Regions from separate parts of the Homo sapiens genome. Here region 2 is linked to region 1. A link is a contact called in ENCODE Hi-C data. All regions are on one chromosome and are shown on one strand. Each heading gives the region's core, a stretch centred on a gene start or an enhancer-like site at or near the end of the contact. The rest is flanking DNA. Distances are from core to core; before and after follow the strand shown.

Evidence for each region. A loop is a pair of places that touch in the nucleus more often than their neighbours do. Pooled maps may share reads with other maps.
Region 2: a loop to region 1 is called in a pooled map, with 7 times the contacts of the local background. The contact joins the promoter of CHD1 here to the promoter of LUCAT1 in region 1. A Hi-C loop is called at or near these places in 3 of 50 pooled maps.

The regions. Positions count from the first base shown.
Region 1 is chr5:91,310,824-91,317,822 of GRCh38, reverse strand. It overlaps LUCAT1 (lung cancer associated transcript 1), which reads left to right and starts at 3,421. Exons shown (of 5, transcript NR_103548.1): 1 at 3,421-3,743; 2 at 4,046-4,185; 3 at 4,594-4,745. RefSeq lists enhancers at 3,122-3,909, 2,797-3,996, 5,441-5,985, 5,348-6,547.
Region 2 is chr5:98,924,331-98,930,561 of GRCh38, reverse strand. CHD1 (chromodomain helicase DNA binding protein 1) reads left to right here and starts at 1,555. Exons shown (of 36, transcript NM_001270.4): 1 at 1,555-2,023; 2 at 4,028-4,228. The coding sequence starts at 4,176. It overlaps CHD1-DT (CHD1 divergent transcript), which reads right to left and starts at 2,000. Exons shown (of 4, transcript NR_151718.1): 1 at 1,920-2,000. It overlaps LOC100289230 (a long non-coding RNA gene), which reads right to left and starts at 1,428. Exons shown (of 1, transcript NR_036530.1): 1 at 1-1,428. RefSeq lists enhancers at 822-1,151, 640-1,538 and silencers at 1,312-1,521, 1,782-2,411.

The DNA.
Region 1 (6,999 bases), core at 2,172-4,671:
GAGACCCTGCTTCAAACAACAACAACAAAACAACAACAAAGACCTCGCCCCCAACTTCACCTTCCCACCTACCCTCACCTCCAACTCCAAAAACAAACAAACAAACAACTTTGTAAAGTGTGTACTCCAGAATACCTACCATTGTTATTCCTTGGTTGTGAGATTATATGTTTCAGAGTTTCTTCTATGTGTGTGTGTTTTTTGTTTTTTTTTTTTTTTTTGAGACAGAGTCTCACTCTATTGCCCAGACTGGAGTCCAATGGTGTGAGCCACCGTGCCCAGCCTTACATATGTATTTTTAAATGTTTACAGTAACCTAATGAAACAACATGTTGTTTTACTTTGTTTCATTTTAAAATACTGCTTAAAATTATTATAAGTAAACCAAAGTGGATTTCCTAAGGACTCATAGCTACAGAATATCTCAAAGCAGAAAAAGTAAAACTTGCAAGTGAATTAGAATCACAAAAAGTCTGAATATTTTCTGTTTTCATTGTTGTTACCCAAACATTTATCTCAAGTGGAAATATTTCCCTCTGGGCTCCAAAAGAGATTTGTAAAATTACTACTGCCTGCCAAAAGAAATTAATATTGCAAATAGTAATTAAACTCTGGGGGGTAAATAAAAAACCACAATTCACAATTATCCTTGAGTGGAATCTGCAAAGGTTGGAGGTAAGTGGAGAGCTCCTCTTTCAAAGTCAAATCAAGTCAATAGTGTTAAGCACCACAGTGTGGACAGGACCCACTGGACTAAACTCTGAGGAAACACAAAATGTGTGACCCAAAGTCCTTGTTCGCCAGAGACAATACTTATGTAGCCAAGGAAATTCCTGTTAGAAAACGGTTTGCAGTGAGTAGGAAGGATGGTGTAGAGGTGAATAGTGGGGTTATGGATAGTGTGGATTGTCATTCCTTTGATCTGAACCAGGGGTTGCAAAAACATAATCCGAAATTTGAATCAGCCCTTGCAGACAAGTTAAAGCATTTATAATGCTTAAAAGTGTGTTAGAAACCAGCTGGGTGTGGTGGCTTATACCTGTAATCCCAGCACTTTGGGCGAGTGGATCACTTGAGGTCAGGAGTTCGAGACCAGCCTGGCCAACATGGTAAAACCCCATCGCTACCAAAAAGAATAAAAAATTAGCCAGGTGTGGCAGTGTGCACCTGTAATCCCAGCCACTCAGGAGGCTGAGGCAGGAGAATCGCTTCAACCTGGGAGGCAGTGAGCCGAGACCATGCCACTGCACTCCAGCCTGAGTGACAGAGCGAGACTCCATCTCAAACAAACAAAAAAGTTAGAAACCTATTTAGCTTATTTCGGGCATAGCACAGAGCAGCTAGTCCAAATCACAAATTTAAGTTTTCTGTTCCTATAGGTATAGTTTTTGAGTCTCGTATCTAAGCTATCCTTGAATCCCTACTTGAAAGTTGACCAACATTTGTCAAACAAAAAAATCTAGAGAATACTGCTCTTTAATGACCAACATGAAAGTACTGTGCTACTAAATTTTATATTTATTTATTTATTTACTTATATTGAGACAGGGTCTCTTTCTGTCACCCAGGCTGGAGTGCAGTGGTATGATCATGGCTCACCACAGCCTCCATCTCCTGGGCTTAGGTCATCTTCCAGCCTCAGCCTCCCATGTAGCTGGGAACACAGGTGCATGCCACCATATCCAGCTAATTTTTTGATATTTTTGTAAGGACAGGGGTGTCACTCTTGCCTGAGCTGGTCTTAAACTCCTGAGCTCAAGAGATCCTCCCACCTCGGCCTCCCAAAGTGCTAGGATTATAGGTGTGAGCCACCATACCCAGCCTACTAAATTTTAATAATGGTAACTTCTGCAATTTTCAGGAAATAGCTACTAGGTAGGATTTCCTCCTAGGCCACTTTTCTCTTTTCTTTTTTTCCCCCTTCCCTTTCCCCTTCTTCTCCTTCCCCTTTTTCCTCTTCCCCTTCCCCTTCTTCTCCTTTCAGAAGGAGTCTCGCTCCATCACCCAGGCTAGAGTGCAGTGGGGTGATCTGGGCTCTCTGCAACCTCCATCTCCCAGGTTCAAGCGATTCTACTGCCTCAGCCTCCGAGTAGCTGGGATTATAGGAGTGCACCAACACATCTGGATTTTTTGGATTTTTTGTAGAGACAGGGTTTCACCATGTTAGGTCAGACTGGTCTCCAACTCCTGATCTCAAGTGATCTGCATGCTCCGGCCTCCCAAAGTACCGGGATTATAGGAGTGAGCCACCACACCTGGCCTCTAGGCCACGTTCTTAAAGCTTTGTCCTGTCACCATTTATCTGCCAGGGACAAAAACAAAGAAACAAACAGAAGTAAGCCGATATCAAGTAGAAAAAAAAGCAAAACAAGTTAAGATTCTATTATGCTAGGAAGGTAGGTATAGATAAGTTCCTATAGGACCCTAATGGTCAGGATATTGAATTTCGACTTTATCCTGAAGACAATAGGGAGTCTTTGATATGGAGACAGACTAGAAATGTAAAATCAGTCTCTACATTTCAGAAACAAGGCTGAGTGCCGTGGCTCATGCCTAGAATCCCAGCACTTTGGAAGGCCGAGGCGAGCGGATCACTTGAGGTCAGCAGTTTGAGATCAGCCTGGCCAACATGGCGAAACTTCGTTTCTACTAAAAATACAAATAGCCAGGTGTGGTGGCAGGCGTCTGTAATCCCCGGTACTCAGGAAGCTGAAGCAAGAGAATTGCTTGAACCCAGGAGGCAGAGGTTGCACTGAGCCAAGATCACACCATTGCACTCCAGCCTGGGCAACAGAGTGAGACTCAGTCTCAGTAACAAAATCTAGGCTGGGCGTGGTAGCTCACGCCTGTAATCCCAGCACTTTGGGAGGCTGAGGTGGGCGGATCACCTAAGGTCAGGAGTTCCGGAGCAGCCTGGGCAACATGGTGAAACCCCGTCTCTACTAAAAATGCAAAAATTAGCTGGGTGTGGTGGCATGCGCCTGTAGTCCCAGCTACCAGGGGAGGCTGAGGCAGGAGCATCACTTGAACCCGGGAGGTGGAGGTTGCGGTGAGCCAAGATCACACCACTGTACTCCAGCCTGGCTACAGAGTGAGACTCCATCTCAAAAAAGAAAAAAAAAAAAGAAAATCTATTGACAAGATTGACAAGAGTTCATTTTAAAGATGATTCTCTACACTTGGAGCATGGGATCTTGCCTGTCAGCAATTTTCAGCCGTCTCCAGATTAGTAACTGTGACTTGCCACCCTGGTTGATGGGCTGGCAGGAAGGAGTGTGTCATATCAGAGATTGCCACAGACACCCAGGGCAATGTGATTTGTCACTTAAAGAGGACGGCAGATCAAGAGCATCTCATCCTCCGGCTGCTGAGTCATCCTGCTCTGGCAGTTATTTAAACAGAAGGCTCCAGGAGACATACAATCAACACTCCACTCAGACAATGCCCAGACCTCCAGAAACCATGTGTCAAGCTCGGATTGCCTTAGACAGGTGCAATTTAAGAACAGCTTTCATCCTCTTTTCTCTCATATTGTCACACTATGTGTTCTGACTTCTGGCTCCTTTCCTCACAAGAAGCTCACCCAGCTGGAACTCTTATGGGACCTTGGCACCAGAGACCACAAATTCCTCTTTGAAGTTTTCTAACAGCAACAATGGTATTTCTGACTTGGCTTTCTTGTATTTCTCTCACGTTAACAAAATTGGTTCAGCATCTACCATGGGCTACATGCTGAGCTACAGGTAAGGTTTGGCTAAAGGATGAATAAGAACCCCTCCTTGTCTTCAGGAGTTTGTCTAGCAGAGGAGTCTGTCATGTAATCAGGAAACTCCAGTACACAACGTGATAGCTCTAAGACAGGTATATACAAGATGATGTTCTGGACCTTAACTGTTTGGGGAGTACTACTGCCTTTGTCTAAAAGCCATCACCCTTTTTATATGCCATTTGGGAGGAACTGGGGGGACGTGGGAGGCTTCAAAGGGTTATGGGAGGATGGACATTTTAAAAGGGCTTTTCTTTTCTTTTTTTTTTTTTGAGACAGAGTTTCGCTCTGTCGCCCAGGCTGGAGTGCAGTGGCGCGCGATCTCGGTTCACTGCAAGCTCCACCTCCCGGGTTCACGCCATTCTCCTGCCTCAGCCTCCTGAGTAGCTGGGACTACAGGCGCCCGCCACCACACCCAGGTAATTTTTTGCATTTTTAGTAGAGACGGGGTTTCACCGTGTTAGCCAGGATGGTCTCGTTCTCCTGACCTCATGATTCACCCGCCTTGGCCTTCCAAAATGCTGGGATTACAGGCGTGAGCCACTGTGCCCTGCCAAAGGCCTTTTCAAATCTAACGATGTACTCACATTTCCACCTGTCTGCCAGCCCTTGTCCAGTTTGACCTGGGCACTCACTGCTGCTCTGGTGGTGAGTACTGCTGATGGTTCTTTTCCCTGCCCATCCTTGAGGTGCTCGCTTCAATATGTCAAATGAGGACTCTCATTACATTTGGCTGTCATACATCAGCCACAACTGTCCTGCCCAGAAGAGCTGGCCTTGGCTTTAAAGCCTACATCCTGGCTGACCTTCTTTACTGCTTTATTAAGGAATCCAACTTGCTGTTTGCTATCACATGTGCTATACATGCTGTTGATGAAACTGCTAAAGGGGCTGAATGTGACTGACGTCTTTGGAAGGATGAGACTTAGCGTGCCTGTACAGTTGTGTCCAAATGCTGTCCTCATCTCCCAATGAAAAGGTATTGTAAATAAAGAGAAAGATCAGAGGCTTATTTTAAACACTAAATATGAGCTAGGAGCTGTCCTAGACACTATGTAAAAGTTTTATTTAGTTCTCACTGTAATGTTGGCCTTATGTTAGCATCCCATTTTTCAGACTGAGGAAATTATGGCTCAGAGAGGTTAAGAGACTTATTGAAGGTCACACAGCTCCACAAACTTTGGTGTAGATTGAACGTGTACATGGGTCTATGTGACTTTGAATCTTGCATTCTTTACATTATTGGAATATTTCACAGAAGGAAAATGACATATTAACATGGCAATAAGATTTCTGGTTCCAGTCTGGTTACTGGTCTTCCAAGAGTGTTATAGGATGTATAGCCTGAGCTCTGAAGCTTTGTTCTGAAGCATGCTATCAATATGAACAAATTGGTATGGAAGGAAGCCACAAATTATATACTAAAATCTAGTTCATCAGAGGAAAATATAGTTAAATACATTTACATTCCCAGAACTGTTAATATTGAAGAATAAAACACACAGTGGGAAAGAGACGAAGAGAAAATACGCCTGTTTTTATGACTTGTTGATATCTACAGGGTTTTTCCTTAAGCCTCACAACAATTTACAGCATTGCCAGCAGCATTCAGTACATTCAGAACAGGATAATTTCACCCGCAGCTGAACTAGGGCCATGCCTGGGACAGACAGAGAATGGCCTTCCAGCAGACATGCCAAGAAGCAAGCCAGGGTCAGTGAGTGAAGAGGAGGGCAGGCCCATTTGAAGCAACACAGTTTATGTAAGTGTGATCTAACTGCTTTCACTGGAAATGGGTCAGACTCCAGTTGAGAGAACCAGGGGCCTGAATGACCCCAGCAAAATCACTGTGGCAATTCTTTCAATCACCTCTGAGAATATGGCCCTGTGACGACATAATGACGTTTGGATTAATTCCAGTCGGCTGTGTTTTCCCCTCCTTTCTTGCCTCCCCGTAGTTGATTTGCCAAATTTTTTTTGTTTGCTTAAATACGCGGAACTAAACAGGATACATTATATGACAGTCTGTGATAAATTTACCACTGGGAATAGGGAAAAAGTATGGGATAAAGAAATAGGTATTTTTCGCCTCTCACAGCTGTGATTCAGTTCTGACTCAAAAGGAAGTGTGCCACCTACTGAATCACAGAAACCACTTCCTGTGGCTGTTTGGTTTATTCTGGAGGAGCATCAGGCCAAGTGCTGCCCTGCCCTGACCCTGACTGGCTCTTCAGAGCCAAGGCATTCACAGCTTGAGGTGGTTTGGCCTCAGACTCTTGAGAACATTGCATATTAAATTACAAGTGTTTCGTTTCCTAGCAAGGAGTCTTTAGCAACATGAAAACGAACGTGTGTTATTTGCAAACCAAGTATATCATTACTGAACCTGAATATCCTTACTTTTTCATAAGGTACGTATTCCGGATGACCACTCTTAAGATCTGAATGTACACTGGTTCTGTTTTTCCTGAGGGGAACTTGGGCAGTCTGCAGGGTGGCATTTACCAGCTGAGGGACTTCAAGAGCACCCTTTAATCAGTGTGGCAGCACTCAACTTGTATTCACTCACTCAGAGTATTTTTGAGCATGTACTTATTGCCATGTGCTGTGCTAGGTAGGGGTAGAGGGTACAGTGGTGAACAAGACCCCACAGCTCCTGACCTCATGGCTCATGTGTTCTACACCATAAGGGAATCAAGCTGTGTCTCCCGGGGCAGGGGCCTTCCTCTGTTCACCATGCAGCCCCAGCATCTAGCACCTGGCGTTGCATAAAGGAGGCTCTAAATCAAGCTTGTCCAACCCAAGGCCCACGGGCCACATGTGGCCCAGGATGGCTTTGAATGCAGCCAAACACAAATTTGTAAACTTTCTTAAAACATTATAAGATTTGTGTGTATGTGTTTTAGTCCATCAGCTATTGTTAGTGTTCATGTATTTTATGTGTGGCCCAAGACAATTCTTCTATGTGGCCCAAGGAAACCAAAGATTGAACACTCCTGCTCTAAATACTTGTTTGTTGAATAGATACATGAAAAGAAAGAAGGAGAGAAGGAAGAAAGGAGGGCGGAAGGAAAGGAAGAAGGGAGAGAAGAAGAGAAGAAAGAAGCAGAGAAAGGAAGAGAAAAGAAATTACGGCCAGTGCGGTGGCTCACGCCTGTAATCCTAGCACTTTGGGAGGCCTAAGCGGGCTGATCACCTGAGGTCAGGAGTTCGTAAGCCAGCCTGGCCAACAT
Region 2 (6,231 bases), core at 306-2,805, 7.6 Mb before region 1:
AGGATGGTAGTGTTCCACTTCGTTTTGCTATTCAATTATTGCTGATAGATACATGTTTTCAAAAAGGCCATTGGCATCTGTTTGCTTTCTCCTACTTCTCCAAGTGAATACACCCTTCAATATGTAGTAAATACATATGTGGAGTTATGTTTTGAGATTTTTTTGAAGGATTTGAACCAAACTGTTTAAACAGCTGGTAGCCTAAAACTGGAATATTTCCCACAAGGGAAAAATAATTATTTGGGGAATGTATGTTACCACAAACTCATCTGACTTGGAAAGTGCGCCTTTACACCAAATCAAATAACTGAACAATGGGATTAGAAACTTTTAATTATTATTAACCTCGGCCACCGGGCGCCGTGGCTCACGCCTGTAATTCCAGCACTTTGGAAGGCAGTGGCAGGTGGATCGCTCGAGCTCAGGAGTTCAACACCAACCTAGCAACATGACAAAACCCCGCCTCTACAAACATAAATAAAAAACAAAAATCATTAACCTTGAGTGAGTCAAGTTCATCTGCAGACTGAAAAAAATAAAGTGTAACAGAATTTTGATTTAAAAAACGCTTTCAAAAAAGCATTTCAAAATGCTCTAAGTATGTTTCAAAAATACACTTAAAAATATGTTTCCAACACACTGAAGGGATTTAACTAAGATCCACAATTACAGTTACGATACAAACTGTAAGCTAAAAGGCAGCAACTTAAGCTGAGACAGTTACTAACATCCCTCGAGCAGCGTTTTTTGTTGCGATTCGGCGCCGCACCCGTCACCCCGCCCTCCGGGGAGGAACCTAGAAAGGAAGGGTGGTACATTTCTAAACCAGGCCACCCACACATGAATCAAGCGGCATCACAGGCTGTCAACAACCGGGTCTCTATTTTCTCTCCTCCTCCGGCGCCCCGCCCGTGCGGGACATCAGCTCCCAGGATGCGTCAATCGCAGATCGCCCAAGCGTAAGAGGTGGCGAGAGGCCACCACGGTTGCCCAACAGTTGCGTTCCCAGGCTGCCTGGTGTGACGCAGCAGCCCCCGCCCGGACCCTGAGGCCTGGCGCTCCGACTGAGCCGAGGCCTGTGCTACCCGACACTCCTTGCGACCCGGCCCCTTAGGCTTATTCAGCGCGGCCCTTCCCGGCTTCCCGAGTCCCATCGCAGTCTCTCCCCACCCCCGTTCCTCCCCGGTTCCTTGTCAGTGTCCGCCGCGATGTCCTTGCGCAACCATCCCAAGTGACATTAGCGCCCATACCCGCACGGAGCGAGCCTGAAGCTCCCACTTCCCGGAATTCAACGCCGGGCCGCTAAGGGCGGGCACCCAAGCGAGGATCAGCGGACTAAGGCCGCGACCAGAGTCCAGCGGTCTCCGCGCAGTCAGAGTCCGACAGCCTCTGCGCATCCGCCGTGCGCACTCCCATTCGTGCGCGTGCGCGCACTCGCCCCCCCCGCCCCGCCCCAGCACCAATCGCTTTTTTCCTACGCCCACGACCCTTCAACGTAGTCCCTCCCGCCTCCCGCGCGCGAGCAGAAAGGCTTCGGCGTGCGCGCGCCCGCCCGCCTCGCGCTCTGTCGGGAAGGGGAGTGAGCAGAGGCGCTTACGTCGCGCGGGAGGCGGAGGCGACGGCGACCTCGGTGGCGGCGGCGGCTACGACGGAGACGGTTGCGCTCGCTTGCTTTCTCGGCGTCATGGCGGCTGCCGGGGGCAGATAAGCGGAGGGAGCGGGAGCGCGCGCGCGACGGCGGCGGCGGCGGCGGCGACGACTGGTTACTTATAGCTCTTGCTGCCCTCGCCCTTGGTGCTTCAATAATGAATTGTTAGCTCCACTCCGCAGGGGATCGCGCGTTGGTGCTGCGGACCGGGGCTTCCCCTTCCCCTCCGCGTCTGTCCCCTTCCCCCTCCCCCGCACGGACTCTTGCTTACCCCGAGACGCCGGAGCCCTAGGACTGGGCGGCGGAGATCCCGGGCCTGGGCGCGGGGGAGGCCGTCCACCCGAGTCGGCTCCCTCCGCCCCGCCAAGCCCGCCGGTAAGAAAGGGGGCGGCGGGCGGGTCAGGATGTGGCGGAGAGGACAGGAACCGGCCGGGCGGAGGGCGGGCGCGGCGCGGTGCCCAGGCGGCGGCCCAGCGGCCGGGTGAAGGCCGGGTGGCTCTGTGAGTGCCGGTGGCGGTGTACGGGCCTGGCGCGCAGGGGGCGTGTGAGCGGCGAGTACAGGCCGGGGCCGCAGAACGCATCCTTGCGCCGGCCCGGCGGCCCTGCCCCGGCCTCTTCGGCTTGGTGCCGACCGGGCCGCGAGAGGAGACCCGCGAATGGCTAGCACTTAGCCGGTGCGTGGGTCCTGCCGCGACCCGGGCTCCCAGCACGTGGGGAGCGGCGGGAGGGGGAGGGGGCGGCGGCTCGGGCGAGCCTGGGAGGGCGCGGGGCGGGTCTGCGGGAAGTTTGAGGCGGGAAGAGGGACTCCTGGACCGGGATGGAGGCCCTGGGAGAGGGGGGCAGGTCCGCGAGGGAGGCTGATTGGAGCGCGCTGGATGGATGAGTGAGGATGGTTTCCAAACCTCTTTCGAGTGCCGCTTTAAAAACTTAGCAGGAGCAAAGCAACTGCTAAAAGACAGAGGATTGAAGAGGTTTAATAACTTAGGGTAGTCATTGTGGAGACGCTTGAGAGGACACAGCGCTGTGTGCGCTTGGAGCTTCAGAACTCAGGGTTGTGAAAAGGGTCTCAGAGGACTTATTCGGATAAGGGAGATGGAGGGGAAAGGAAGTTAAAATGTACAGAGAAAGCCATTTTGAGGGACGAAAGGAAGGTGAAAAGGAAAGAACGAAAAGGGGAGTGAACTTTTTAAAGGAAGAAACGGGAAAGGCAGTTTGTTAACATACTTAGATTTTTTAAGACTTAATTGTTCAGTAAGGCACTTTGACTAGGGTTGAGATTAATATTTAACATTAGGAATAAATGTTGAGTAGAACGGTTACTTTTTAGATAACCTGTTCTTGCAGAGTCTACTGGACAGTAGTCTAGAGAATTAACATCCTGATCCAGATGCAGACTTTGCTATCATTGAGTTGGTAACAATCTGTTTCCCTCCCTCTCTTGTGGAATGGAAATAATCGTAGGAGTGAATTCTCTTTGCTGAGGTCGGAGGACAGCTCTGCTCTCAGTTGGCTGTCTCGGTACTTTCTGGCTGGGGAAGGATCTGACGTCTCCTTCCCCCGCTTCTTCCTCTCCCTCCCCTGCCAGAGATCTCCTTTGTTTATTCGTGGATGGCTTGTAGGTGATTCTTCAGTGTTGTACTGAAATCTTTAAAGGTGGAAATGGTGTGTCTTGGTTCATTATTCTTGCCCCAAATTTTTTACGTAAAAAATCAGATATAGTGTATATTCTATTACCTTTTCAATTTTTTTCACAAAATAAAAACCAAGTGCAAACTGGTTAAGTATTATTTAAATGTTATCATCCCACTATCCGTTTACCTGTTAAATAACACATTTATTTTGAGCTATGCATTTTTGTTGAGAGTATATGGTATCTTTTATTTGCCTGTTCCTCCCATGGGAGCGTTTTCAGAACTTTCTCACTCAAGTGTATGAAGTTCTTGGTGATAGGAGTGAGGGCTTGATTAAAGGTAACCTCCTCCCACCCCCCCCCCCACTTCATTTATTCGACCAAGTTATCTAATAAGACTCCGTTATCTACTCTTGGGATGTATGCATATGTTACATCGTATCACCTTGCTTTAGGAGTCTATAAAAACATTGTTAGTTGCAGTTAGTCTCTAAAAATCCTTTCACTCCACAAATATTTTAATTTTTTCTGTCCGAAGTATATTAGCAGTAGCATACTAAATTCTAGTTAGCAGTCAGGAGTGTAGTTATTACAAGTCTAGATATTTTAAGTATTTAATAAAAGGCCCCCACTTCTTCCTTAACAGCTGTAGTCTAATTGGCCTACGTAGATTTATACGTTTTAGACAGGGCTTAATTTACCTTTTTTCTGCAGGAAATTTTGTTAATTTATTAATATATTTTCTTTAGGTGAATCAAAGGAGAGTCCCAGAAAACCTGTGACTGTTGAAGAAAATTCATCTGTGAATTTTTATATTCAAGGAGTCAGTATTTATATTCATCTTTTAAACTGGGAAGATTTATATTTTACTTTAAAACTTCTTGATAATAATTTACAATGAATGGACACAGTGATGAAGAAAGTGTTAGAAACAGTAGTGGAGAATCAAGGTAAGTAAGCACTTTGTTATCAATTGTTTACTATGAAGAGAGTTGAAAACTTGACTTTTTTCTTTATTGTTATTGTTGTTATTTAGTTTTCCTCATAGGTAGCAGAGTTTTCAGGTTTTCCTCTTAGCTATCCAAATACTAAAAAAATTCTGATATACGAACCTTTTTTCATAATACAGGTTTTAATTATATTTTTCATTCAGATACACAGTAGATCTTAAATATAGAAAGTTTTTGTTTACTTAAATCTATTTGGAAGTTTATATTTGAGCTAATAATTAAGCTGGAGCATGTATAATAGATTTAAATTGTTTTGACTGTTAGTGAAATTTCTAGATGAAGGCAATAAAAATTTTTTCACTCATCTTTTTCTGGCATTTTGTCTTCTATACCTGTACTGTCCAGTGTGGTAACCACTAGCCACATGTGGCTATTTGAACTCAATTACAAAATATTCAGAATTTACTTAGTCATACTAGATATATTTCAAGTGCTGAATAATCACATGTGGCTAGTGGCTACCATATTGGACAGCACATAGAAAACATTCTATCACTGGAGAAAGTTTTAGACAGTGCTGAGCCAGACATTTGTTGAAATATTACTGTGGCCCTTTTTTATTTTCAGATTGGAGTTTTAATTATCTGTGAAGGAGTTAAGAGTTCTTGCTTGGGTCAAGTGTTTGCAAAGAAGATTCTTTAAATTCTGTAGCTCTCAAATTTTGAGTTATCTGCACATTAGTTTACAATCCATGTAGTTATATGCATTATCATATATAGAAATTAGGAATGTGGGCACTGGAGTCAAACTGTTTGCTTACCCTATTTCTACCTCTTATTAGTTGTGTGAATTAGGGCAAATTACTTAATCTCTGAGGCTCTGATTTTTGCCCCATAAAGAGGGGATTAAACTATTGTTTATCTTATTTAAAGTTCACGGCTGGGCTTGTTGGATCCTGTTTGTAATCCCAGCACTTTGAGAGGCTGAGGAAGGAGGATCACTTGAACTCAAAAGTTGGAGACCAGTTTAGGCAGCATAGTGAGACTTTGTCTGTAATTTATAAAAAATAAAATTTAAAAAAAATTTGAGGATTGAGATGCTTCATGTAAAGGGCTTAAAATATTTTCTGAGATAATGAGCACTGAATATTTGCTTATTGTAACCAGCATGTTTTGTGTAACACAGGATACTATATAAAAAAAACATTAATTACAGTGATGGAGACATGGGGGTGGACAAGAAACAGGAAAGTTTTGGCAATTAGGAAGATTAAGAAAAAATGTTAGATAGAAAACTAAATAGTGGTATTTGTATTTGATCTGAAACTTGGACTTTTCTTTTTCTTTTTTTTTTTTTGAGACAGAGTCTTGCTCTGTCGCCCAGGCTGGAGTGCAGTGGTGTGATCCCGGCTCACTGCAACCTCCACCTCCCAGGCTCAAGTGTTTCTCCTACCTCAGCCTCCGGAGTAGCTGGGATTACAGGCGCTAGCCACCACTCCCAGCTAATTTTTGTATTTTTTTTGTAGAGATGGGGTTTCGCCACATTGGCCAGGCTGGTCTCGAACTCCTGGCCTCAAGTGATCCACCTGCCTCGAGCTCCCAAAGTGCTGAGATTATAGGCATGAGCCACCACGCCAGGCCTGACACTTGGAATTTTCTGACCTTGCTAGTTATACTTTAGTTTATCAGCTTTCATACATACTGTTTGGATAAGCAAGAACATCATAGAGAATAAAATAAGGAACAGTTATGGAAAGCAGCATTATTACTTGAACAAGTATTGGTCTAGGAGTTATACAACCTGAGTTGATGCTATCTCTGCATTAATTAAAACTCATATGATTGCCTCAACTCTAAGGATTGAACTGATATTGAAGTTTCATTTTAATTAATTACAAAGTGCATCGTAAAGTTTCAAACAGTAAAGTTTTACTAGAATCACCAGAGTTGAGGTTTAATTAAAAGACTTTTGAATCTGAGCTTTGATTCAAATCTCTATAGGTA